2 separate regions of the Homo sapiens genome follow, and region 1 is linked to region 2. Evidence: chromatin loops called from intact Hi-C (ENCODE). Cell type or tissue: stomach. All regions are shown on one strand. Links, peaks and the distances in the headings refer to the core of each region. The heading gives the core; the rest is flanking DNA.

Region 1 (12,849 bases), core at 3,282-8,281, 120 kb before region 2:
GGGGAGAAGAAGGGGGAGAAGGGAAAGGGAGGGAGATGGGGGAGGGTGATGGGAGAGGGGGGAGGGGGATGGGGGAGGGGGAGGGGAAGGAGGAGGGGAAGGGGGAGGGGACGATGATGACTGTAAATAGCCTGCAAAGCCTAAAATACTTATCTAACCTTTTACAGAAAATATTTGTTGACCCCTGTTCATAAGGACTATTGGTCCATAGTTTTATTTTTATGCATTATCTTTGACTTATTTTTAGTATTGGGGTAATGCTGGCCTCATAGAATGAATCAAAAAATATTTCCATCTCTTTGATTTTTTTGGAAGAGTTAGTATAGAATTAGTATTATTTTTCCTTAAATGTTTAATAGAATTCATCGTGAAGCCTGGAGTTTTCTTTGTGGGAATGATCTTAATTACAACTTCAATTTCCTTAATACATAAATAACCACGTTAACTACTTGTTCTTGCATGAGCTTTTGTAAGTGTGTCTTTCAAGGAATCTGTCCTTTTCATATGTCATTGAATTTACTGACATATTTTTTTCACAACATTTTCTTCTCATTATTTTAATACTTGTAATACTATCACCTCTCTCATTCCAAACATTGGTAGTGAGAAATCTGGTTAGAGGTTTATTAATAGTATTGATCTTAAAGAACCGCATTTGGTTGCAGTGATTATATCTATTGATTTCTTCTGTTTTCTATTTTATTGATTCTCCTTTGATCTTTATTATCTTCTTTCTCATGACTAGTTTTTTAATTTGCTCTTTCATCTCTAGATTATTAAGGAAGAAGCTGATGTCATTGATTTGAGATCTTCCTTCTTTTCTATAACACATAGGCCTTTAGCGTTATAAATTTCCTTTAATTTAAATGTCACTGTTTTAGTGACATTCTATAAATTCTGACACATTTTTCATTTTCATTCAGGCAAAAATATTTTTTAAATATGCTTCTGATTTCTTTTTTGATTCATGAATGTTTACAAGCATGTTACTTAGTTAATGGATGTTTGGGGACTTTCTAGAGATCTTACTGTTATTGATTATTAATTTAATTCCATGCTATGGAGCAATTCTCTGGACCCTTCCTTAACTCTTTGAAAGCAGCATCATTGGAGGAGACAAATTCCTTATACGGTAATCCACAAGTCCTGGGAAAGTAGGCATGAAAGAGATTGCAATGATGGTTTCCAACTTCATCCATGTACCTACAAAGGACATGAACTCATCCTTTTTTATGGCTGCCTAGTATTCCATGGTGTATATGTGCCACATTTTCTTAATCCAGTCTATCATTGTTGGACATTTGGATTGGTTCCAAGTCTTTGCTATTGTGAATAGTGCCGCAATAAACATACATGTGCATGTGTCTTTATAGCAGCATGATTTATAATCCTTTGGGTATATACCCAGTAATGGGATTGCTGGGCACAGGTACCCTAAAACTTAAAGTATAATACAAAAAAAAAAATAAATAAATAAATAAATAAATAAAATAAAATAAAATAAAGAGATTGGAAGACTTAATTTTTAACAGTAGCTGTTCTGCACCCAGCTGTTTTCACCAGTCTTTTGCCCCAGCTGGAGTTTAGCCTTATCCCAATATTATCCTGTGGTCACCAAGCAATTTGAGCTACTCCTTCTGATTTATGCTTCACAGTGGCAGTGAAGCAAGTGGCAGCCTTCGTTGTAATTTAGTGTATAGACAAAAGCACAAGTTAAAAATCTATCCCCCAAACCTACCCACCCTCTTTCAAGCCAGCTATTCTAGAATGCCACCACTTCCTAATTCTCATTCTACACGATACACACACACACATGCCTACACACACATACACATGCATACACACACACACACACACACACACACACGTCTTTAACATCCTCAGTGGTATCTTATGGTTTTTATGTTAATTTCTTAGGCCTGTGCTTTTTTTTTTTCTCTAGAAAAAAATTTTATTAGAGGAAGCTAACAACCCCTCTAGTTTCACCACCTTATAAGAAAATATATATAGCCCATGGCGTGTAGTATTCCTCCACATACTCAAATAAATATTTCTAGAATGCCTATTATGTTTCAGGCACTGTTCTATATGCTGAAGATAGCCGAAGTAAACAAAGGAGACAAAAGTTACTGTTCTCATGGAGCTTACACTCTAGTGAGGTAGACAGAAAATAAACAAGTAAAATCTAGTGTTTGTCAGATGGTGATAAGTGTTGTGGGGACTGGGAATGGCATTTCTGAATTAAAATAAGGTAGTTGAGGAAAACATCATCATTTAGCAGATAACTACGAGTAGAAGCTTGAAGTTGGTGATGAAGTGAGCCTCACACATAGCTGAGGGTCTTCTAAGCCAGAAGGGTCATGAGGGCAAAACCCTGAGCAGGACATTGATTGGTAACTTGAAGAGCAGCAGGGAGACCTCTGTACCTGATCAGAGGAGTAACAAAAAAGGTCAGAAAGATATTATCATGTAGGGTCATTGGACAGACTTTGCATTTTACTCTGAGAGAGGTGGGAAGCCACTAGAGGATTCTGAGTGGAAAAGTGACATAATGTTCACTTTTGAGAATAGGGTTGAGGGTGGAGCAAGGTCACTTGTAAAAAGACCAATTAGGAATCTATTGCAATAACCCCAGTGAGGCATATGATTGTGACTGGTACCAAAGTATTGAGAAATAGTCAAATTCTGGATACTTTTTAAAGGTAGAGCCGACAAGCTTTGCTCATAGATTGAATGTGTGGGTGATATGCAAGAGAGGGGTCATCAATAAATCCAAAATGTCTGACTCATAAAAACAGACAGATAGACAAGATGGAGGTACAAATTTGGGACAAGGAGTAGATTCACATTCAATTTGTAATGTGCTAAGTTTGTGTTGTCTATACATTATCAGCATGGAGATGTTAAGGAGGAAGCTGACGTAAGAGCCTGTAAGTCAAGGAAGAAATCCAGGCTGGAGCTATAAACATGTGTTGTCAACATCTAGATGGCATTTAATGCACTGAGTCTGGATGAGTGAATTTCGGTCAAGGAAGAACTGTTCTGGGACACTCCAACATTTAGAGGTCAAAGAGTTAGGAGGACACAGCAAAGAAGATTGAGGTGAAACAGCCAATGAGGTTGGAAGAAAGTCCGAACACCAAGTGAGGAAAACGTTTCAAGGAAAAGAGAGTGATCAATTGTGTCAAATGCTGCTGAGAGAACTCAGATAAGCTAAAGACTAAGAATCCACTATTGGATTTTGCAGTGTGAAAGTTGTTGGTAATCCTGACTACAGCAGTTTAATACCCTGAGTCTTTATTTGTTATTTGCCTAACTTGTTCTGTTAATGAGGTAGAGATGTTTTAAAATCTCCAATTTGGCTGGGTGCAGTGGCTCATGCCTATAATCCCAACACTTTGGGAGGCCGAGACAGGCAGATCATGAGGCCAGGAGTTCGAGGTCAGCCTGGCCAACATGGTGAAACCCCGTCTCTACTAAAAATACAAAAATTAGCTGGGTGTCATGGCGCGTGCCTGTAATCCCAGCTACTCAGGAGGCTGAGGTAGGAGAATCGCTTGAACCAGGGAGTCAGAGCTTGCAGTGAGCCGAGATTGTACCACTGCACTCCAGCCTGACGACACAGCGAGACTCTGTCTCAAAAAAATAAATAAATAAATAAAATAAATTTTTAAAAATCCCCAATTTACAATTGTACTTACGTCAATTTATCCTTCTGCCTCCAATCATTTTTTCTTTATATATTTCAACAAAATATTATTTGACTCACAAATTTCCCTAACAGTTTTACCTTCATTGTGCTTTTCCCTTAAAAAAATAAAGCATTTTCCAGCTTAATGCTTTTATATTGAACGTGATTTTATTTTATTGTGATCTTTAAATTAATACCTTTTAGAATTACACCAAAATCAGACAAAGTTCATAGATGTTGCAGTACAATGGAAAGAAAAATGTCAAGTAGAAAGCAATCTAGTTAGAACTAAAAGGGCTAGGTGTAGTGGTTCATGGCTCTAGTCCCAGTTACTCAGGAGGCCAAGGTAGGAGGATCTTTTGAGCCCAGGATTTTGAGACCAGCTGGGCAACATAGCAGATTCCAATTCAAAAAAAAAGAGAAGAAGAACCGAAAGCACATTTTATTGCTCTAAAGCCATTGTCTTCTCCCAGAGCCCAGGCCAAAGTATGCATGTAATTTTCAGATTTCTATTCAAAGCTAAGAAGATAAACAGCTTCCCTACTGGGGGAATGGTCTTTTTGTCACCTCTTGCTGACTTTGCCCCCTCTACCCTTTTCCCTGCCCCATTGCCCATGCTCCGTATCTCATAGATTATCTTCCTCAAAGCTAATTATTAATAGCACACCTCTGCTTAGCTATCACTGTGGTCCTCTGTTACTCATAAGATATTGTCCAACCTCTTTAGAATAGAGCGCTGAGAGTCTGGATTAGCCCTTCATAGCTTCCACATCCTGCCTAACATTCTACATCTCTACCCTTCCTACCTACCCTGTACTCCTCTAAAACTATTCATCATACTTTGTCATACCCAGTACCTCTGACCATGTTTCCTCTTTCATAAAATGGCCTTCTCTTTTACTTGAACTGATGAATGCTCATTCATTTTCTAAGACTCTTCTTAAACATTTATGGCACCTTTTCCAGTCAGAACTGATGTCACCCACCCTTTCGTTCCCTCAACAATTTGTTGTCAACTCCTTGTGGTCATAATCTGAGGCATCATTATTGTGTTGCTTCCTTCTCTACTGAAGCGACTGGAGAACAGTGACTGTACCCAGCCCAAGGCCTGGAACTCAGTGAAGGCTTAATAAACATTTGTGGAATAAAAATTTAATTGATGAAAACATTAATTATATTCAATCAAAACTGTAATATTCTTATGTTTTAAAATGTCTGTGAATAGAGAACTGAACAAGATTGAGAAAAAAAGTAGATGTTAAATTTTCTTAGATCCCATAGAAGAATAATAATTTCTTTTCTCATCTCCAGATTATCTGTTAGAATACTTCAGTGATGGTCATTTAATAAACAAAATGCCCTGGTAGCATCAAATAGTGTTTAACTTGGGAACATTTTTCAGTTCACCAAGTGATCTAGTGCTGTAAATCCATCCTTGGATAGCTTTAATCTCCTATAATAACCAACACTTAATGCTATTTTAACAGAATCTGCTTCAGACAATGGTATACAAAACTAAAGAAATTATCGATAACTTTTCATAAATAAGCAAACTTGGAAAAGGAAACATTTGGAGATATTTTATTTCTGTGATAAGGAAATCTCACATAAAAGTCTTTATCATTTCATTAATTCACAAAAAGTGTTAAATCAGTTAAAATTAAAGAGAAAAGTTCACACCGAATGAAAGACTCGTTTTGTCTTCTCTTCCCCTGCAATATGAGCAAAAATATATTAAATACTAATTAAACTAATAGGTGCAGTAAGTAACTGGTTCTATTATTTTATATCAGAGAAATATTGGATACGTAGGAAAGTCTTCTGATAGCATTTGTTGAAGTCTTTTAAATAACCAAAAAGGATTTTGCATAGTTGAGCCACTAATTTAACATTGTGTGCGTAATTTTGTTCAAGTGTTTTTAAAATAAACTTTTTTTTGAATTCCATGTATTTTTAAGAGAATTAATGGCACTCCTCATGATCTATCTCATTATGGATTGATATTTCTGGAGAAACAACATTGTATTCAGGCTTGTCTGAATGTTTTGTTACCTGAAGTAATTTAAACTCCCAAAGCAGCACGAGTTTTTGAAATCAGTTTTTGTCCCTGAAAATTAAGAATAAACATAATCAGATAAAGAAATGGATTATTATACCAATCATACAGTTAACACTCTACAATCCGGGGTGAATTCATAGGTTTGTAGATTAACTAAGTTAAAAATGAAGAAACACATCTCTGATGCCAACAACCTGGGATAGTAAAAGCCAGGGAGAAAACAATATTCTTTCACATCAACAGTTTTCTTCTATAACAATCTCCAAATCAATGCGTATTCTCAATCTTTCCCCTTCCTCTACAAATTACAAGTTATTAGAAATTAAAAGGTTTGCAGATAAAGCACTGCTACTATTTGTTCATGTTCTCTATATCTAAATAAATGTCTTCTCAGATTAGAGAACATTAATCTTCTTGTGTCATGTTTTTCAGAAATGCTTCACATCAAATCTGTTTCACCAGTTTTATCTAATTTGGTTATCTATGTCCCACCCTACCTGATCCCACCAAAAACACACACATATACTGGTAAGTGCACACACTCAAATGCATCTAATTATATTATTTATAGAAAAACTCTACATTTCTAAATATATCTGTCTTTGGATTTTACATGGTGAGAAAGGTAAAATTGACAAAAACGCTAAGTTATAGAATATCTTTTTAAAGTATAGTGTTGCTATATTCAAATATATGTAGCAATACAAACTAAAGATTTGTAAAATTTAGCCAATTATCTTGATTGTGATAATCATTTCACAATGTATAAATATATTGAAACATCACATGTTCACCCTAAACATATATAATTTGTATTTGTCAATCATGCCTCAATAAAGCTGAAAAAAGGTAATTTTTTTAAATGTTAGGTAGAATCCCCTGGTTAAAGAAAATCTGGCTAATTATCCAGCTAAAATTACTATGTAATTAAAATAACTCCTAAATACTACTCTGTTGATGTACAAAAGCAAGCTTCTAAATGAGTTCAAAAACATTTTCTACAAATAGACTCCTAATACTCTGTTTGCACAATTAATTTGCTATTAAATCCTTTAATCCATTTAGCTGAATTGATCAATTTTAGGCCAGAAACTATCTAAATTACCGTCAATTATTTACACATTCACTTTATGGGTTTCTCTACTAGGAAATAAATTAAAATTACTAATTCTATTAATATATTTTAATATTATAAATTTTCCTAATATTAAGCAAGAAAATGTGATTATTTTTTAAATCTTATAGAATCCCTCAATCTGCTTCTCAATGAAATTTAAATCTCTCTGAAAATATTTTAAAGTTATAAATTTGTAGGGTCTTCCTTTCATTATCCACTACAGAAAATTCCATAGCAAGTATTTTGAGTATGAAATGAGCTGCATGTACCTCTTCAGCAAAGCAGACTTCCTGTTCCTGGCCTTGGCAGCATTTCTCCAACAGGCCTGAGAAATCTGCAATGACAGCCTCAAGTTGTTCCTCTGTTATTTGTGGCTTTTGCTTCACAAGGTTAATGAGAAACCTGTGATTTAAAACAAAACAAAATACAAGAGAAGTCTGTTATGCAATGCTATTTTTCTACAGCCTTCCTAGTAGAGAATTTTCAGAGCCTAAACCCTTACTCCATCAACCTATCACCAGACTGACCACACACACCTTGTCTAGTACTTTCAGTAGAAAGATTGAGGCTGAAAGCATGCCAAGTGTTCCACCAGCCTGGAGTTGTGCAGGTTGTGGATAAAACACTATTTCATACTTGACCATACTTATGTGTAGTGGAAGGCAATCTCCCCTCATCCCCCAGGAATATCCTTTCCTGTCCGCTCTTCTTAACTGTGTCTTATCTACACTCAAAGACCCAGATCTCCGAATCCTGCCCATCCAGTTATCACACCCCTTATCTGGGCACTGGCAGCACTAATTGCCTGCACTGCTCACTTAGCAAGCCTTTCATGTTGGACTTAGACCAGAGCAATAGAAAGTAGACCAGAGCAATAGAAAAAGCTTGCCAGAACAGGCAACATTCTTATCATACTGTGAAACATACCTCAGACTGTGATAGAGGAAAAAAGAGAAGAATGGGTTTTCCAATGAAGGAAGACTATTTACAAAACAAGTGAGGATTAAAATGCATGGGAGTTTGAAGAACATAAGCTCCATTGACTTGCATGACCATCACCATTACAAAAGAGCTCCCACAATGAACTGAAATGTACATGTCATTTCTTAACACCCAAACTGCATGGTTGAATTAAATAAGATGGTTATTCTCTTCAAAGTGTAAATAGTGTAAAAAAAGATTCAATGATGTGTTTCCTGTGCTTGGAATGGAAGTACCCAAATTTGCTGCAAAGATACACTCTAATTCCTCAGAATAGATTGCCCACTTTTCCTCAACCCCCAAATACATATCACAATAACAGTTACAACAGAGATTATTTTTACAAACAGGAAATTGTCCACCCTCGTCAATTTTTCTAGACCTGCTTCCCCAATGAGACTGTGAAGACACTGAGACAAAACTATTTTCAAAGGCATTTTAAGTGTTTTGGGAGTAACGCTCTGTTAGTGAGCCCAATAGTGTTAGGTGAGCGAGGTAGAAGTCTCAGTTACTCTTTGGGGTTGTCATTCTTTTCCATGCTAGCAAGTAACAGTTTCTTACTCTTGCTTCATTGTTTGCAGCGCTACACCCTGAGCTTGGCACAGATCCTTATGGAAAATGAACTTGTCATCAGAGAATGCAGGAGGGACATATGTTTCATCCACCACCAAGCTGCTGAAGCATGGCCTCCTGTTGGCATATGAAGAAGTGCAGCACTGGCCAACACCAGGGTTTACTGGAGTCATTTCATGTCTGATACATAAGTGTCCGATAATAATGTCAGCCTGGTTAGGAGAATGAGAAAAAAAAGTAAGGAGATTGGGCATTAGTCACAAAGTTGGTTCAGTTTTTCAGAAAACTGCTGCAATAATTTCTAATGCCCAGCAATTTATAATTAATATTACAGGAAAATTTGCTATGTAGGATCATGTGACATTATATTGTAAATTCCAGGATTTACCCATTTGTTTGGGCTAAGCCTTAGCAAGTAGTAGCAGATGGTCCATATGTGATGTTGAGGATAGTCATTTAGCTATTTGTGTCAGCTATTTGAAACATGCTTCCAGTTACATACACACTTCTAAAGGACAAAAATGTCTCTGCCTTTATGTTTCCCATGTGTATTTAGTTGAACTTTCCATTTTTCTTTTGATAATCACTATCTGAAGGTAAGAATAGCACAAACTTACCCCTTTTATTCACATACATATACACATGTATACACTTGCAGCTAATATATCATCCTAATTGAAAAGAAGTAAGAGCAATTTTGTGGGTTTTTAAGACTTTCCTAATGTAGAATCTTGCTACCTTGCCTACTTAGGAGATATTTCTTAATCACCTAGTAATAACTTGTAATAAGAAATAATATGTTTTGTGTGCACTTTATCTGTCAGACTAGTGCTGTGTGAGTTATGCAGATTATCTTGTTTAAAACAGCTGTCGTATGAGGGTGGTATAATTTGTATTCTCAAATGTCAGATGAAAAAACTCAAGCTTAATGACATAAGTTGCTTTCCCACTGTGATACAACTAAAGAATAGTGAAAGTAGAATGCGGTTGTTGGCTGGTGGCCTCCGGAACATACACTCCTGAACCATTACACCATCCTGCATCCCTGCAGCCTCCCAGCATGGGAAATTCAACAAACAATTGAGGTGACATTTAATCACAAGAACTCTCCTTTTACTCTTAACCTTTGGGGAAAAAATGTATGACATGAAGACTAACAGCAAATAACTCCCCATTATGAAAAAGAGGAAAAAGGATAAAATAGACAATTTTGTTTGCAATTATGACTTTATAGGAAAAATATTTTTAATTCATCCTGTAATCTTATGTATGATACTAGTGACATTAGGAAGTAAAGAATATTGGCATTACTGACTCGAAAGTCATTTTACTATTCAGAACATAATACTTATCCTGTGCTGTACCCTATACCCTGCGAAAGGGAACCAATTATTCCTGATGTCATAATAATAATATCATGTTACAAAAGGTGAAAATATAAATATGGCTAAAATAGCATGACTAATTTTAATCAATCAAAGATAAAGCTTTTTTAAAACATCAAAGTAAGTATATGAACAAAAAGCAGAAATTATGATTTGAAGTTATGAATTATGAATTGTTATGAATTATGAGTTACATGTTGGTCGTTCTGTCTTTCCGATATATAAAGTTGGCTCAGATATTGTTGACTAAACTGGCTGAACTTCCACCAGCCACCCTGGAGGAATAGGAAGCATGGCCACATGCCAGCCATCCAGAGCTGGGTTCTCACACCCCTCCAACCGTGACTAATCAAACAAGCCTCCTAAGGCCATCTCTACATTGGTTTTTACCGTCTTCCCTAGAGGGGAATTATGAGGCTATTTCAAGTCAAACAGGGCAGAAATGAGATGGGACCAAACCAAGCAGACACTCACCGCTCCCTCGCCACAGGCCAATAGTTTGTCCTCACTGAGTTGGCAACAAGTGGCTGCTGTGGCTGCCATTTTTCTGGTGATGGCCATCAGCTCCGACGAGGTCAGCTGGGGGGCTTTCTTTGTGTAAGCAACGAGAAACCTGAAAGAAGCATTTTTTAACTAAGTCCTGCTGAGTCATTCATGAGTTTTTAGCCGCCTTGCTTCTTCTCACAGACTCTCTACTCTCATGCCAGAAGACATGAGGTCAGCTCGTTTGTTTCATCTACATGGTATTTGAACCAACTTTTGAGATGCATTTACTCTAACAACCACTCCCTGTACTCCTATTATAGAAGCATATCACAATGAAAAAGCAAACTCCAGGAGGAAGCCTGACTTGTATTCTCAACCTCGGAGCTTCATTGATTTTAACTGTGATCTTTTGGTGCTTTAACTCGGACAGACTATGACAGAATGGATATCTTTACTGCAAAAATTTGCACAGTATGGGGAACTTAAAGTCAATACCACAGATCAGACCTCACAGGTCATTCTTGTTGCTTCCAAAGGAGGAGAATGGGGAAGGCTACATTCTCTTTAATAATTTTAATTCACTAAAAATACTGTTTACAAAAACATACGCATTTTGTAAGTAATATTCTCCTAGTTTCTGGAAGAGGCCGCAGCTTCGCTTTGCCAATGCTTGGCTCTCCTGGATGTATTTCTGTAATTCTTCTTCCTGAAAATGAAGAATTATTACATATACATTTTTCTTTTCTTGGATGCATAACTTTGTATATAAAATTGATCAATATTATATACTATTATAAAACCAATCAGAGATGTTTAAATATTAAATATGGTAAAGTGTAAATTTTGATAATTACAGAAAATGGATTTTGGGGAGATTAAGTTTAACATTTTATAAATCACAAAATCATTTAATGGCAAAACTCAATCTTTGGATAAATGGTTACAGTTCTTTCTGTACCAAATTCTTGCCTTTCTGAAGTTATCCAAAAATGAATAATGAATACTACCTTTATTTGTGGATCAAAGGACTTTTGGTTAACATTTTTATTTCTACACTTGATCTTAGCCAAAAGGCTGAGAAGCAATTAACATTTTTGTTTCTAAAGCAAGCCACTAGCTGCTGACTGCTAGTTAATAACAGCTTAATATCTAGACAAATAGATATAACTGGCTAACAACTAGTTGAAAACTAGAGGCTTTCAAACAAACAGCATTTTTAACAGATGATATCAATCCAGTTTTTCATACTCCCCTAAAATTCTAGAGCAACTTACTCCTTTATCTTGGCATTCAAGAGGGTTTTCAGTCTGGAAACACTTCTCCAATAACTCCTGGTATCCTTTAGCAACTCTTAGAATTACTGAGACAGCAAGCTGAGGATGTCTTCTTGAATATTCATGAACAAAACTGAAATATGTGGAGAAAAATATTTCAAGTTATTGGAACTAAGAGACAAAAGGAGCCATCACTTCTCCAGTTATTCCTATATAATATGGCATGTGGAAGTTAAATTCAAATAAATAAACCTGAAAATCAAATATGATTTGAATTATATGAATGGCAAAACTGTTAATACAGACTGTGATCCTTCAAATTGTCCTGTAAAATGGCTTTTTGTTTTCTCCTGCATCTCTCAATTTGACTTTTCAATTACGGACTTTATATTCATTTATTCAACAAATATTTTTCCAGTGTCCACTCTTTGCTAGCATTGCTTTAAGCAGAACGGACTCAATGATGTCTAAGATAAATACCTGCCCTCTGAAAAGCACACATTATAGGGAGGCAGAACAAATAAACAAGAAATAGGCCATCTCATTTCAGTTAGCGATAAATCAATGAAAATAAATAAAGATGAAAAAGAGAAAAAAGGATGATACCCAAGGTGGAGAGGCCACTAACTTTGAATGTGGTCAAGAAAATTCTCTCTAGGCAGCTGATATCAGAACAGAGATCAGCTAAGTGAAAGAAGCCATGCAAATATCTGGGGGAAGATCATTCCTGGCTGAGAAAATTCTACTGCAAAGAACCTTTGCAACTGAAGAACTGCTTCTATTAAACAATTAGATTTAGATGTGCATGGATGTGTAAACTTAAAGGTAATTCTTGACTTTACTAACCGTATTCCCAGATTATAGGATTAGTTCTGTCACCAATCAGTTGTCACTATGTGTCTCCTAAATCTGAACTTTATTCTAGCTTACATAATTTTATTTAGCAGTGCAAACAATGTGTGAATGTTTAATTTTAATGCAATAATAGAGTAATATCTTCAGGCAATATTAAAGAGAAAATTGGGCCTTTATTTTTATTACTACGTTAGAATCAGACTTTTAAATCTAGAAAGACCCTTGGAAATTATCAAGTATAATGTCCTAAGTGCTACACAAATCCCTCCTCTAATAGTGTCCATAGTTACATACTATACAATGAAGGAAAACGTATTAACTTGATTGCTTTCTTCCCTTAAAGGCAAATAGAGTGAGAACGTGACCTATCAGTTGTATTAAAACAAACTACTGTACTGCAAATGTCTCTAAACATGTTTTGATTTTCT
Region 2 (12,849 bases), core at 3,547-8,546:
TTCTGCCTCCTCCTCATTACACCACTCCACAGGCAGTTTTGCCTTACTTTTCTATTGTTCTGGCTTTATTTCTTTCTCATATTTATTGCAAAATAAGCTCCAAATAAGTAGAAGTTTATTAGTATTTTCTTAGAGCAGAAGCCAATATACCACCACTAAAAACACCACTGAACACACATGATGAACATGCAATACAAATTGAAAAGTCCATTAATGTATTATTGTTCCCATTTCAAGATGGGAAACTGAAGCTGAGGGAGGATTATAGAAGTTCATACATCTAGTAAGTGGTACAGTCATTTCAAATCCAGGTCTCTTGGACTCAGCACTTGTGACCAAAACCATTATGCTTTATTGTCTCTAACCATAGCATTCCAAATCATAAGCACATATTAATACCAAACATCTGTTAAGTATAATCCAAACAAATTATGTGCAAATGTCAAAACTGATACAAATTTGGAAAAAAGTTGATCATTCAAAACTTACTGCAAAACTACAGTAACCAAGGTGGCTGGCAAGATGGCCAGCTAAGAACAGCTCCAGTCTGCAGCTCCCAGAAAGATCAATGCAGAAAGTGGGTGATTTCTGCATTTCCAACTGAGGTACCCAGCTCATCTCATTGGGACTAGTTAAACAGTGGGTGCAGCCCACGGAGGGCGAGCTGAAGCAGGGTGGGCCGTCGCCTCACCTGGGAAGTGCAAGGGGTCAGAGAACTCCCTTGGAACTGGGTAACAGGCAGAGGCTGGAACAGTTTGGAGGACTCAGAAGACAGAAAAGTGTGGGAAAGTTTGAAACTCCTAGAGATTTGTTGAATGGCTTTGACAAAAATGCTGATGATGATATGAACAGTAAGGTCCAGGCTGAGTTGGTTGCAGATGGAGATGAGGAACTTATTGGAAACTGGAGCAAAAGTGACTCTCGTTAGGTTTTAGCAAAGAGACTGGCGGAATTTTGCCCCTGCCCTAGAGATTTGTGGGACTTTGAACTTGAGACAGATGATTTAGAGTATCTTGCAGAATAAATTTCTAAGCAGCATAGCATTCTACAGATGACTTGGATGCTGTTAGAAGCATTCAGTTTTAAAAGGGAAACAGAGCTTAAAAGTTTGAAAAATTTGCAGCCTAACAATGCAATAGAAAAGAAAATCTCATTTTCTGAGGAGAAATTCAAGCCAGCTGCAGAAATTTGCATAAGTAACGAGAAGCCAAATATTAATCTCCAAGACAATGGGGAGAATGTCTCCAGGGCATGTCAGAGACCTTTGCAGGAGCTTCTCCCATCACAGACCTGGAGGTTTAGGAGGAAAAAAATGGTTTCATGGGCAGGGCCCAGGGTCCCTGTGCTACGTGTAGTCTAGGGACTTGGTGCCCTGCGTCCCAGCTGCTCCAGTCATGGCTGAAATGGCCAACACAGAGCTCGAGCCATGTCTTCAGAGGGTGCAAGCCCCAAGCATTAGCAGCCTCCACATGCTGCTGAGCCTGCAGGTTCACAGAAGTCAAGAATTGGGGTTTGGGAACCTCCGCCTAGATTTCAGAAGATGTATGGGAATGCCTGAATGGCCAGGCAGAAGTTTGCTGCAGGGACAGGGCTCTCATGGAGAACCTCTGCTAGGACAGTGCAGAAGGGAAATGTGGGGTTGGCTCTCTGCGTGGGGTTGGGCCCTCTTGCATCAGTGTGACCTGGATGTGAGACCTGGAGTCAAAGGAGATTATTTTGGAGCTTTAAAATTTGACTGCCCCACTGGATTTTGGACTTGCATGGGCCCTGTAACTGTTTTGTTTTGGCCAATTTCTCCCATTTGGAACAACTGTATTTACCCAATACCTGTACCCCCATTGTATCTAGGAAGTAACTAGCTTGCTTTTGATTTTACAGGCTCATAGGCAGAAGGGACTTGTCTTGTCTCAGATGAGACTTTTTACTGTGGACTTCTGGGTTAATGCTAAAATGAGTTAAGACTTTGGGGGACTGTTGGGAAGGCGTGATTAGTTTTGAAATGTGAGGACATGAGATTTGGAGGGGCCAGGGGTGGAATGATATGGTTTGGCTCTGTGTCCCCACCCAAATCTCATCTTGAATTGTAATCCCATAATTCCCACATGCGGTGAGAGGGACCCAGTGGAAGATAATTTGAATCATGGGGGCAGTTTCTCCCATACTGTTCTTGTGGTAGGTTAATAAGTCTCATGAGATCTGATGGTTTTATCAGGATTTCCCCTTTTACATCTTTGTCATTTTTCTCTTGCCGCCACCATGTAAGAAGTGCCTTTTATCCCTCGCCATGATTCTGAGGCCTCCCCAGCCATGTGGAACTGTAAGTTCCTAATTAAACCTCTTTTTCTTCCCAGTCTCAGGTATGTCTTTATCAGCAGCATGAAAATGGACTAATACAATAGCCCAATTTAAAAATGGGCAAAGGAAGTGAATAGATAGTTCTCCAAAAAGGATATACAAATGGTCAATAAGCACTTGAAAAGATGATCAACATTATTAGCCACCAGGGAAATGAAAATCAAAACCACCAGATGTCATTTCACACCCAATAAGATGACTACCTGAAAAAAGATAGACAATAACAAATGTTAGCAAGAATGTGGAGATATTCAAATTCTCATATATTGCTCATGGGACTGTAAAATGGTGGTAGCCACTTTGGAAAATAGTCTGACAGTTTCTCAAAGGGTTAAACAGAGTTACCACATGATCCAGCAATTCCACTCCTAGGTATATACCCAAGAAAAATAAAAACGTATCTACACAAAAACGCACACACAAATGTTCATAGCAGCAGTATTCATAATAGCATAAAAGAGAAACCACCCAAATGTCCATCAATTGATGAACGGATAAACAAAATGTAGTATATTTATACAATGAAATATTGTTTAATAATAAAAAGAAATGAAGTAATGATACATGCCACTACATGCATAAACCTTGAAAACACGTTAAGTGAAAAACCTATCACAAAGGACCACATATTCCATGATTTCATTTATATGAATTTTCAAGAGTGGGAAAATTACAGAAAGTAGATTGGCAGTTGCCTGATGCTGGAGAGGAAAAGGAGATTGTAGGGTGATGGCTAGGGAATGTGGGTTTTTTGGAGGGGGTAATGACAATGTACTAAAATTGTGTTGATGGATGCATAACTCTGTGAATATACTAAAAACCCTTGAATTGTACACTTTAAGTGGGTGAATCATATGGCATGTGAATTATATCTTTAAAAACCATAATAAATTTACTTGTGATGGTCATTCAGGAATATTTTACTTTGCACACAGAAGCACAGGGGCATGTGATGATGCCGAGACAAAATCTTAGGTCAGACATAAATATGAAAACTGCAAGTCTCTAAAGCCTCATGTAGCTGCTCCTCAGAAACATATTTAAGACATAATTGGTTTCAAAAACAAGAAAGTTAGTGAACAAACAAAAGAAAAGCATATAAAGTAGTAAAACTGCTGCAAAGATTACCTTGATGATATTAAAGACATAAGTTCATGGGAATAAGTCACTGCCATAGGCAAAGAGAACTTACTTTCAGGTTCTCTTTGCTACAGTGAGCAGAGAGAAAAATGAATCAATGTTCTTGTGCCATAAATGAAGTATGGATAAACTTAGACACTTTTTAGCTTCTTTAACCAGGCTTAAAATGACAAAAAGCAATATATAGTCAAAACATTACTTCTGGAGAAGCCCTACTCTTGAATTTATCTTTGGAAATTAAGAATTGCCAAGGAATATTGCCATTTGGGGGTAGGCATGCAATATTGTAATAATTAATTTCTTTTGAAAAATATCCATTTTTACTTAGAAGAACCATTCAGTAATTCAAGGCAGAAATTTCTTTTTAATATTTAATTTTAATTTTTGTGGGTACATAGTAAGTGTATACAATTATGGGGTACATGAGATGTTTTAATGCAGGCATGCAATGTTTAATAATCACATCATGTAAAATGGGGTATCCATCCCCTCAAGAATTTATCCTTTGTGTTATAAACAATCCAATTATATTCTTTTTATTATTTTTAATGTACTATCGAGTTATTATTGACTATAAAAAGTGACCCTATTGTGCTATCGATTACTAGGTCTAACTCTTTCTATTTTTTCTGTACCCATTAACCATTGTCCCCAGCCCCCCACTACTTTTCCCAGCCTCTGGTAACCATCCTTCTACTCTCTATGTCCGTGAATTCAATTGTTTTGATTCTTAGATCCCACAAATAAATCAGAACATGTGAAGTTTGTCTTTTCTGTGCCTGGCTTATTTCACTTGGCATAATGACCTCCAGTTCCATCCATGTTGTGGCAAATGACAGGATCCCATTCTTTTTATGACTCAGTAGTACTCCATTGTGTATAAGCACCACACTTTATCCATTCATCTGTTGATGGACACTTACATTGCTTTTAAATTTGGGCTATTGTGAACAGTGCTGCAACAAATATGGGAGTGCAGATATCTCTTCGATATACTGTTTTCCTTTCTTTTGGGTATATACCCAGCAGTGGGATTTCTGGATCATATGGTAGCTCAATTTTTGGTTTTTTGAGGAACCTTCAAACTGTTTTCCATAGTGGTTGTACTAATTTACATTCCCACCAATAGTGTACAAGGGTTTCCTTTTCTTCACCTCTTCGACAGCATTTGTTACTGTCAAGGCAAAAATTTCAAGGAATGTTGTGCATACATATTTAGGTCAATTTCTTCAACATAAATTTTATTCTTATGTTTTATTTTAAAGTTGCTTTACAATTTATTTCTATAATGTCTATATATATTACTTATATGTTTATGAATTTTAGACGAAATTTTAATTGGAAATTATTACTTTTAAAATTTTATTGATGAATTCAATTATTGATGACTTCATATACTAACCAGGTCTTGCAAAATTATGATGCAGTAACAAAAATCCATCCTCTCAGGGATTACAACAACAAATATCTTGTTACTTTACATGTCAGTGGGAGGTTGCCTGTGTGTTCCACCTTCTTTTCCATTTGTGATTTAGGTAGAGTAGCAGTCTTCATGTGGAGCTTTGTCATTGTTGTGGCAGTGGGAAAAGAGAAGGCAGAGCCACAGATGGCCCTTAGTGCTGCTGGTCAGTAATAGCAGACATCATTTCTGCTTAGAGTCCATTAGCTAAAGCAAGTCATTTAGCAAAGCCTGACATCGCTAAACCTCTGAAGTGCACAGAAAAAAACACCATTGGTCGGTGAAGCCTGCCATCACAGAATGGAGAATTATCAGCCTTTCACAGGATAAACGGCAAACATGTAAAAACAGTAATCTGTCATCACCATGAATAACAGAGTCTGAAGGAAACATTAGAGATAATCTAATTCAATCTCACAAGTTTATAGATGAGAAATCAGAGGCCTAGAAAGGGAAAGTGATTTACTATAACTAATCAGGATGAAATATCTGACAGTCTCACACCATAGTAGAATTCACCTTTTTGTTTATAGGAACAATTGATAAGTGAAAAAGTAATACGGTAGGCCAACTTAACTATGTATCTGCACACACATCAAAACATACAAACATACATATACAGCAAGAGTAATAATTTTCAGCCAGCAAATTCATATTTATGCTACTAACTGATAAATATCATGTATATCTAACAAGGTACTTAGAAAAAGAGAAATTACTCCTGTTTATTTTTGGAAACACTACAAATCAAGCCTTGATTTCTTGTTTTGATAATAGACAAGAAAAGCATGGAGAAAATGTTAATAATGCAGATTAAAGTGTGTCATGTTATGTCATATTGTAAGTAGCACCAAAAAATTGGAGAAATATTCTCCCAGTATTTGAAAACTCACCTAATTCAGCAAAAAAGTCACACACATAATTGACAAACAAGTGATGTTTTAACATCAGTCTTTTCTTTTTCACTTCGTTCTTACTAGTTAATGTAAACAAATGTTATCAACCAACATTCATGATTAACCACATCATGTTCATCAACTACAACCATAGGGAAACTATGGATACAGGAGGCTGGTAAAAAAAAAAAAAAAAACTCAAAAAGAATTCTGTGAGAATCAATTGGCTATATTAAAAGCACTATATATTTTATTATTATTTCTAAGTTGTGCTACACATTGTATGTATCAATAAACTTTATAATAAACATATACATACATGCATACTTTTTTTAGAAAGCTGCTTGTTAAACATTTACCAGTAAGCACTACGAATAGAGATATTCATCAAATATCTCTCAAAGTTTCTGATATTATCAATGTCTACAGGAGCAATGAGGAAATAAAAGCTTTCACTATTTATCGATGCTTTTATGTTCATGCATTTAAGTACCTACAAAGTGTAAGGACCTGTTTCTAATTGCTGTGTTAAATACAAAGATGTAGTCTCCTCAAGGAGTTAAAAATACAACAGAGGAAATAATTGACATAAACCTTACTATAATGCGAAGCAGTATGAGCAACACCACCCCCACCACAGACACACACAAAAAGTAGGAAACATAGTAACAAAGTAACGTGCCAGTGCACTTTAGTAAGAAATGTCAAATCTGGAATTAGAAATGGTTTACATACATTCCTAAACACTCTAAAAGTTTTACTACAAACTAATAATTAGAATAGTGTTTGTCATAGTGCTTTGTGCATAGCAAATTATCAACATTATGTCATCAACATTATGTCTCTTGAATTGTACTAAAGGTAAATCTGGCTGGGCACAATGGTTCATGCTTGTAATCCCAGCATTTTGGGATCTGAGGCAGGTGGATCACTTGAGGTCAGGAGTTAGAGACCAGCCTGGCCAACATGGAGAAACCCCGTCTCTACTAAAAATACAAAAATTAGCTGGGCGTGGTGGTGTGTGCCTATAAAATCCCAGCTACTAGGGAGGCTGAGGCACAAGAATCGCTTGAACCTGGGAAGGTGGAGGTTGCAGTGAGCCGAGATCACCACACTGCACTCCAGCCTAGGCGACAGAGTAAGATGCTGTCTCAAAAATAAATAAATAAATAAAAATAAAATAAAAGGAAAGGAAAGGAAGAGAAAAAGAAAAAGAAAAGAAAAAACTGGCAAGGATTGGGTCAAAGAAGAGGCCCTCTGATTAGGCAAAAAAAAAAGTAGCAAGGAGGGAAGGATACATTCTAATAGACACAACTGCAGTGAGATAGTGAGGCCACAGATGGCATTTGGCATCCTCAGAAGCTCTTGAAACTTGGCTCTTGCTTGAACAGTCTCCTCAAAGGAACTGAGTTGAGGGCAAAGGAAGAAAGAACTCAATATATTCTGGTTCTGCATTTCGAGTTACTAAAGACAAACTCCAGGCTTCTTTCTGGGGGTTTTGGTTTCATATGCTTCCTGAGGTCTCAGGGGCCTCACTGACTCTCACCTTAATATATTCTCACCTCTTGCAGATACTTTTAAAACTCACAAAGAGGCCGGGCGCGGTGGCTCACACCTGTAATCCCAGCACTTTGGGAGGCCGAGGCGGGCAGATCACGAGGTCAGGATATCGAGACCATCCTGGCTAACATGGTGAAACCCCATCTCTACTAAAAATAGAAAAATTAGCTGGGCGTGGTGGCGGGCACCTGTAGTCCCAGCTACTCAGGAGGCTGAGGCAGGAGAATGGTGTGAACCCTGAGGCGGAGCTTGCAGTGAGCTGAGATCGCGCCACTCCACTCCAGCCTGGGAGACACAGTGAGACTCCATGTCAAAAAAATAATAATAAAATAAAAAATAAAACTCACAAAGAATAGAATTTAAACGCAGATAGATGATTAAAATGCAAATTAGCTTCAGATTAAATGTAATCAGACAGCAAGTGAGTATCAATGATAGATTCTCAGATTTTTCCTGGTTTTGGTGACATTAATAAAGAGAAGAAAGCTTAAAGAACTCAAAGAAAGGAAAACACTGCAAAAAGAATAATCTAGGAATGAGACAAAACTCTGAGCCATCACGTCTTTGACCCTGAAAAAAACTGTAGTCTAAGATATTTTGTGACATAACAGCAATGACAGCTGAGGTTGTATGCAAGTTTTTGTTTTGTATCATTTTTCTAAACTGAGAAACTTAACTGAGGTATCAAAATACATAGATTGATTTCATTTCCTTTGTTGCCACATCAGAATAATTTATCTATTGTTTTATTTAATAATGTGGTACACAAAAATAAGATACAGTATCTACAATCTACTGATTTTGAAAGTCTAACTTATATAGTTGGTTAGCTCAGTTTTTTAGAGTGTGGTGTTAATAAATGATTAATTTACATAAACAAAAGAATTTTTTAACTTGTGAAAATGAACAATAAAAATGACAGTTAAAAATAAAGTAAACTACCGTATACTAAAACCTGGGGGTGGGGGGGTGCACCCAGAGTACATCTAGAGTAGCAGTCCCCAATGTTTTTGGCACCAGGGACTGGTTTTGTGGAAGACAAGTTTTCTATGGACCAGGGTCAGGGGTGTGGTTTTGGGATGATTCAAGCACGTTACATTTATTGTGCACTTTATTTCATTATTATTACATTGTAATATATAATTAAATAAGTATACAACTCATCATAATGTAGAATCAGTATGAGCCCTGAGCTTGTTTTCCTGCAACTAGACAGTCCCATCTGGGAGTGATGGGAGACAGTGACAGTTCATCAGGCATTAGATTCTCATAAAGAGTACACAACCTAAATCCCTCACATGCGCAGTTCACAATAGGATTTGTGCTCCTGTGAGAATCTAATGCTGCCACTGATCTGACAGGAGGTGGAGCTCAGGTGGTAATGCAAGTGATGGGGAGCGGCTATAAATACAGATGATGCTTCACTCACTCTCCTGCCACTCACCTCCTGCTGTGAGAAATGGTTCCTAACAGGCCATGGACCAATAGTGGAACCCCTGATATAGAAGAAAATTTAAAGTCTTAACTGCATTTAAGGGAAGTATGAGGCAGGGGAAGGAGAACTACATTTGTTAAGTAAGTATACAAATTAGAGAGTGAGAAAACCCAACAAAGTAGCAGACAGAAAATAATAAAGCTACACCCAGAAACTGAAGAAATAGCAAACAAGCAGCAGAAAAGAATAGAGAATCTGGGCCAGGCACAGTGGCTCACGCCTGTAATCCCAGCACTTTGGGAGGCCGAGGTGAGCAGATCACCTGAGGTCAGGAGTTTAAGACCAGCCTGGCCAACATGGTGAAACCCCATCTCTACTAAAAATACAAAAAAAAAATTAGCCAGGCGTGGTGGTAGGTGCCTGTAATTCCAGCTACTCAGGAGGCTGAGGCAGGAGAATTGCTTGAACCCGGGAGGCGGGGGTTGCAGTGAGCCGAGATCACGCCATTGCACTCCAGCCTGGGCAACGAGAGCGAAACTCCGTCTCAAAAAAATAAAAAATAAAAGAATAGAGAATCTTAAAGCTAGCGTTCAAAAAGTTTAACAAAATAAGTAAGCTGTTAGCAATCAAGGCAAAAAAAGGATAAAAGAAAGAAGTCACAAAAATAAGCAATATTAGGTCCGAGCACAGTGGCTCATGCCTCTAATCCCAGCACTTTGGGAGGCCGAGGTGGGAAGATCACCTGAGGTCAGGTGAAACCTGTCTCTACTAAAAATATAAAAATTAGCCAGGTGTGGTGGCACACCCCTGTAATCCCAGCTACTAGGGAGGTTGAGGCAGGAGGATCACTTGAACCTGGGAGGCTGAGGTTGTAGTGAGCCGAGATTGCACCACTGCACTCCAGCCTGGGTGACAGAGCGAGACTCTGTCTCAAAAAAGAAAAAGAAAAAAAAAAAGCAGTATTAGGAATGAAAAGGGGAGCCTAAGCAGAAATAAGGAAATCCTTAAAATCATAAAATAATAGTGTAAGTTTTAGTCCATACTTTTCATTTTTACATATTTTATTTTGTTAATTTCAAAAGATGGTACATTCCCATGGGTTAAATTTAAACTACTCCAAATGATTATACTAAAAACTTTTTCTCATCTCTCCTCCAACTACCCAATATCTCTCTCAAAGGCAGTCCAATGGTTTCATTAACTCATGAGTACTTCCAAAGACATTTTATTCATTTATAGGTTAATACAAATATGACTTCTCTTACCACCTTTCTCACAAATAAAATAACTGGTAGGTTTTAAAGATTCTCCTGGACAAAAATGTATAGGTATACTTCACAAAACTTTCAAGAAAAAGATAATTTGTATCTCATACAAGTTGCTTCAGGTAATAGAAAAATGAAGGAGCTTCCACATAGCTGAACACGTGGAGGTTCAGAGGGTGGCTCATACCTTGCTTCCCCCATACCTCGCCCTACGCCTTTCTTCATCAATATCCTTTATAATAAACTAGTAAACACAGTGTTTTCCTGAGTTCTGTGAGCTTCTTCAGCAAATTAGTCAAACCCAATGACGGGGTCACAGGAACCCCAACCTGAAGCCGGTCAGTCAGAAGTTCCATAGGCCGGGACTTGGGACTGGTGGGTAGGGGGCAGTCTTGGAGACTGAGGCCTCAACCTGTGGGATCTGACATTATCTCTGGGTAAAGAGTGTCAGAACTGAATTAGAGGACACCCAGCTGGTGTCCACTGCTTGATATGTAGGAAAACCCTCCACACAATTGGTCACAGAAGTCTCCTGTTTTGACGATTGTTGTGGTGTGAGAGTAAAGGAAAAGCACAGTTTGAGGAGAGTATTCCCTACACATATTGGTGTCAGTAAAATGGAATTTGCTCGAATTGTCTTTGACTCATGGAAACATGTGGTTTGGGAAGAGAAAGGATAAAAGGGTGGGGGATGAGGAACTTTTGATTCCTGAGTGGCCATGTGGTCACCTGTCATATGAAGCCAGTAGCTGTACTGAGATCAGTTACTAAAGGTGAACGTTACCAGTGGAATCTCGAGATGGATTCAACTCCCCAGGAACTGGTTCAGTGGTGGATGCCTAAGAAAATGCAAACTAATAAGAGATAAAGCAAAATATTCAATCCCTTGGTTACTATTATCTATCCTGGCTAAAATGAAAGTAAAAGAAGGTGCTGGTTCAGGACTCCAGGCTGGACTAAGCTCAGATGTAGGTCTGTCTGAGCACAGGCCACTAGCCTCAAAGTCACCCACAAAAGAGAAAATTGTGCAGTGACAACAGAAAGTAGCCCTGAAACCTATGATTACCAATAACATAATCAAACGCAAAACCAGGTAACAGTTGAAACCAGAGGATATAATGTGAAGGAATTGTTCCATTTTGTAGATTGATATCAACTTCCTGAGAAACTTTTACTAAAATGGACTATGAGAGTATCAAATTTAGGGGCAGTAGCTTTGATTTTAAATGCTGCAGAGTGGAATAGCATGTCTGGGTTTATGTAAGACCCACAACTCACCATTGAACAATCGCAGATGGGTGTATACAATCCAGATACACAGGAGGTAATTCCTCAGTGAATAGCCAGCCTGGTGGACTGGATAAAATCCACTGTAACGTCTGTTTACCCTGAAAAGGGGAACTGTCCAACTCTACCTATAAATGCCAAGTGGAGCACCCCAGATGAGGCAGTTGATATGTTTTTTATGTAAGCCATGTGGGACTGGCTTTATGATGACGGGGATATTCACCACTGAATATGCCCATTACGCAGGTTATGGTAAATGTTGTGGTTAAAGAGGCCCCTTCTACCTGGGCATCCCACATGACATTACTCCTGCAGAAGAGGGCCCCTTAAAATCATTACCTGGTTTTATTATGGGAATGAACATTGTATCTGATTGGGGAATGTTTCCCCTACCTGGTACTGTAAAACAGAAGGCATGTAAGTCAAACAATATTTCTAGAAGCCTTATCAAATTTTCTGTCTCAGTTTCCGCTCATGGGTCTTACAGATGCTAATAAAAACATTAGGTTAATTAGACCAGGCACAGTGGCTCACACCTATAATCCCAGCACTTTGGGAGGCCAAGGCAGGTGGATCACTTGAGGTCAGGAGTTCTAGACCAGCCTAGACAACATGGCAAAACTCTGTCTCTACCAAAAAATACAAAAAAAAAAAAAAAAAAAAATTAGCTGACCATCGTGGCACATGCCTGTAATCCCAGTTACTCAGGATGCTGAGGCACAAGAATCTATTGAACTTGGGAGATGGAGGTTGCAGTGAGCCGAGATTGTGCCACTGCACTCCAGCCTGGGTGACAGAATGAGACTGTCTCAAAAAAGAAAAAAAAATTAGGTTAATTAATAAGAGAATGGTGAAAGGCAAAAGGGAGAGTCAAAGGACTCATCCCAGGAAGGTGGAAATTTTTAAAAGGTTATTAAGAAATAAGGTGAATAAAAAAAACATTGATGAGGTGAAACTAGAAGAAAAAGAAAGGGGAGAGTCATGGGACTCATCCCAGCAGGGTGGAAATCTTTAGACGGTTATTAAGAAATGGAAATGAGTAAGATGGAAATTGATGGGGTTATAACAAAGGTCTTAATATAATACTATCGAAGACTGGGTGGGCCAAAGGGAACCCCTTCTGGACCCCCAACACTAAAAGGCCCCAAACCAGTTTGAAGAAACTCAAAAAGCTAGAAGGCAGAGGTTACAATAAAAAATCTGATCTGAAACTGCCGGTGGCAATAATTGGGCAGAGTAATCAAGACAAATGTTGACAAAAGGGCCAGGGTCCTTTGGCTTAATCCTTGGCTGGGGATTTTTGCACAAAGCTTTTTGCACACAAGAAGGTAAAATAGTCTGAAGGTGGAGAAGCTACTGAAACTAGAAAATTAAAAATGCAAAAGTTGATGGGCTTCTGAAAGTTGATGTATTTGAACATTGTATCTGATTAGATGTTTCCCCCACCTGGTA

Evidence for each region. Hi-C counts contacts between places; a loop is a spot of excess contacts. Peaks named below come from ENCODE experiments on the same cell type or tissue, not always from the same donor. Only the 100,000 strongest peaks of a DNase experiment are listed, where the experiment ranks them.
Region 1: a loop joins it to region 2, with 2.3 times the contacts of the local background. A loop is called at or near these places in 20 of 110 quality-filtered maps.

What each region holds. Positions count from the first base shown.
Region 1 is chr4:73,448,185-73,461,033 of GRCh38, reverse strand. AFP (alpha fetoprotein) reads right to left here. Exons shown (of 15, transcript NM_001134.3): 9 at 11,567-11,699; 10 at 10,901-10,998; 11 at 10,281-10,419; 12 at 8,410-8,633; 13 at 7,137-7,269; 14 at 5,744-5,798; 15 at 4,860-5,403. The coding sequence ends at 5,754. Among named protein-coding and RNA genes, the nearest start is that of AFP, 18 kb to the right of the region's middle. RefSeq lists enhancers at 9,752-10,252, 10,253-10,753, 9,925-11,124. In stomach, for the core only: no CTCF peak of the experiment used is centred there; no DNase peak of the experiment used is centred there.
Region 2 is chr4:73,328,169-73,341,017 of GRCh38, reverse strand. All of the region lies in intron 3 of ANKRD17-DT (ANKRD17 divergent transcript), which reads right to left. Among named protein-coding and RNA genes, the nearest start is that of ALB, 70 kb to the left of the region's middle. RefSeq lists enhancers at 931-1,430, 1,431-1,932. In stomach, for the core only: no CTCF peak of the experiment used is centred there; no DNase peak of the experiment used is centred there.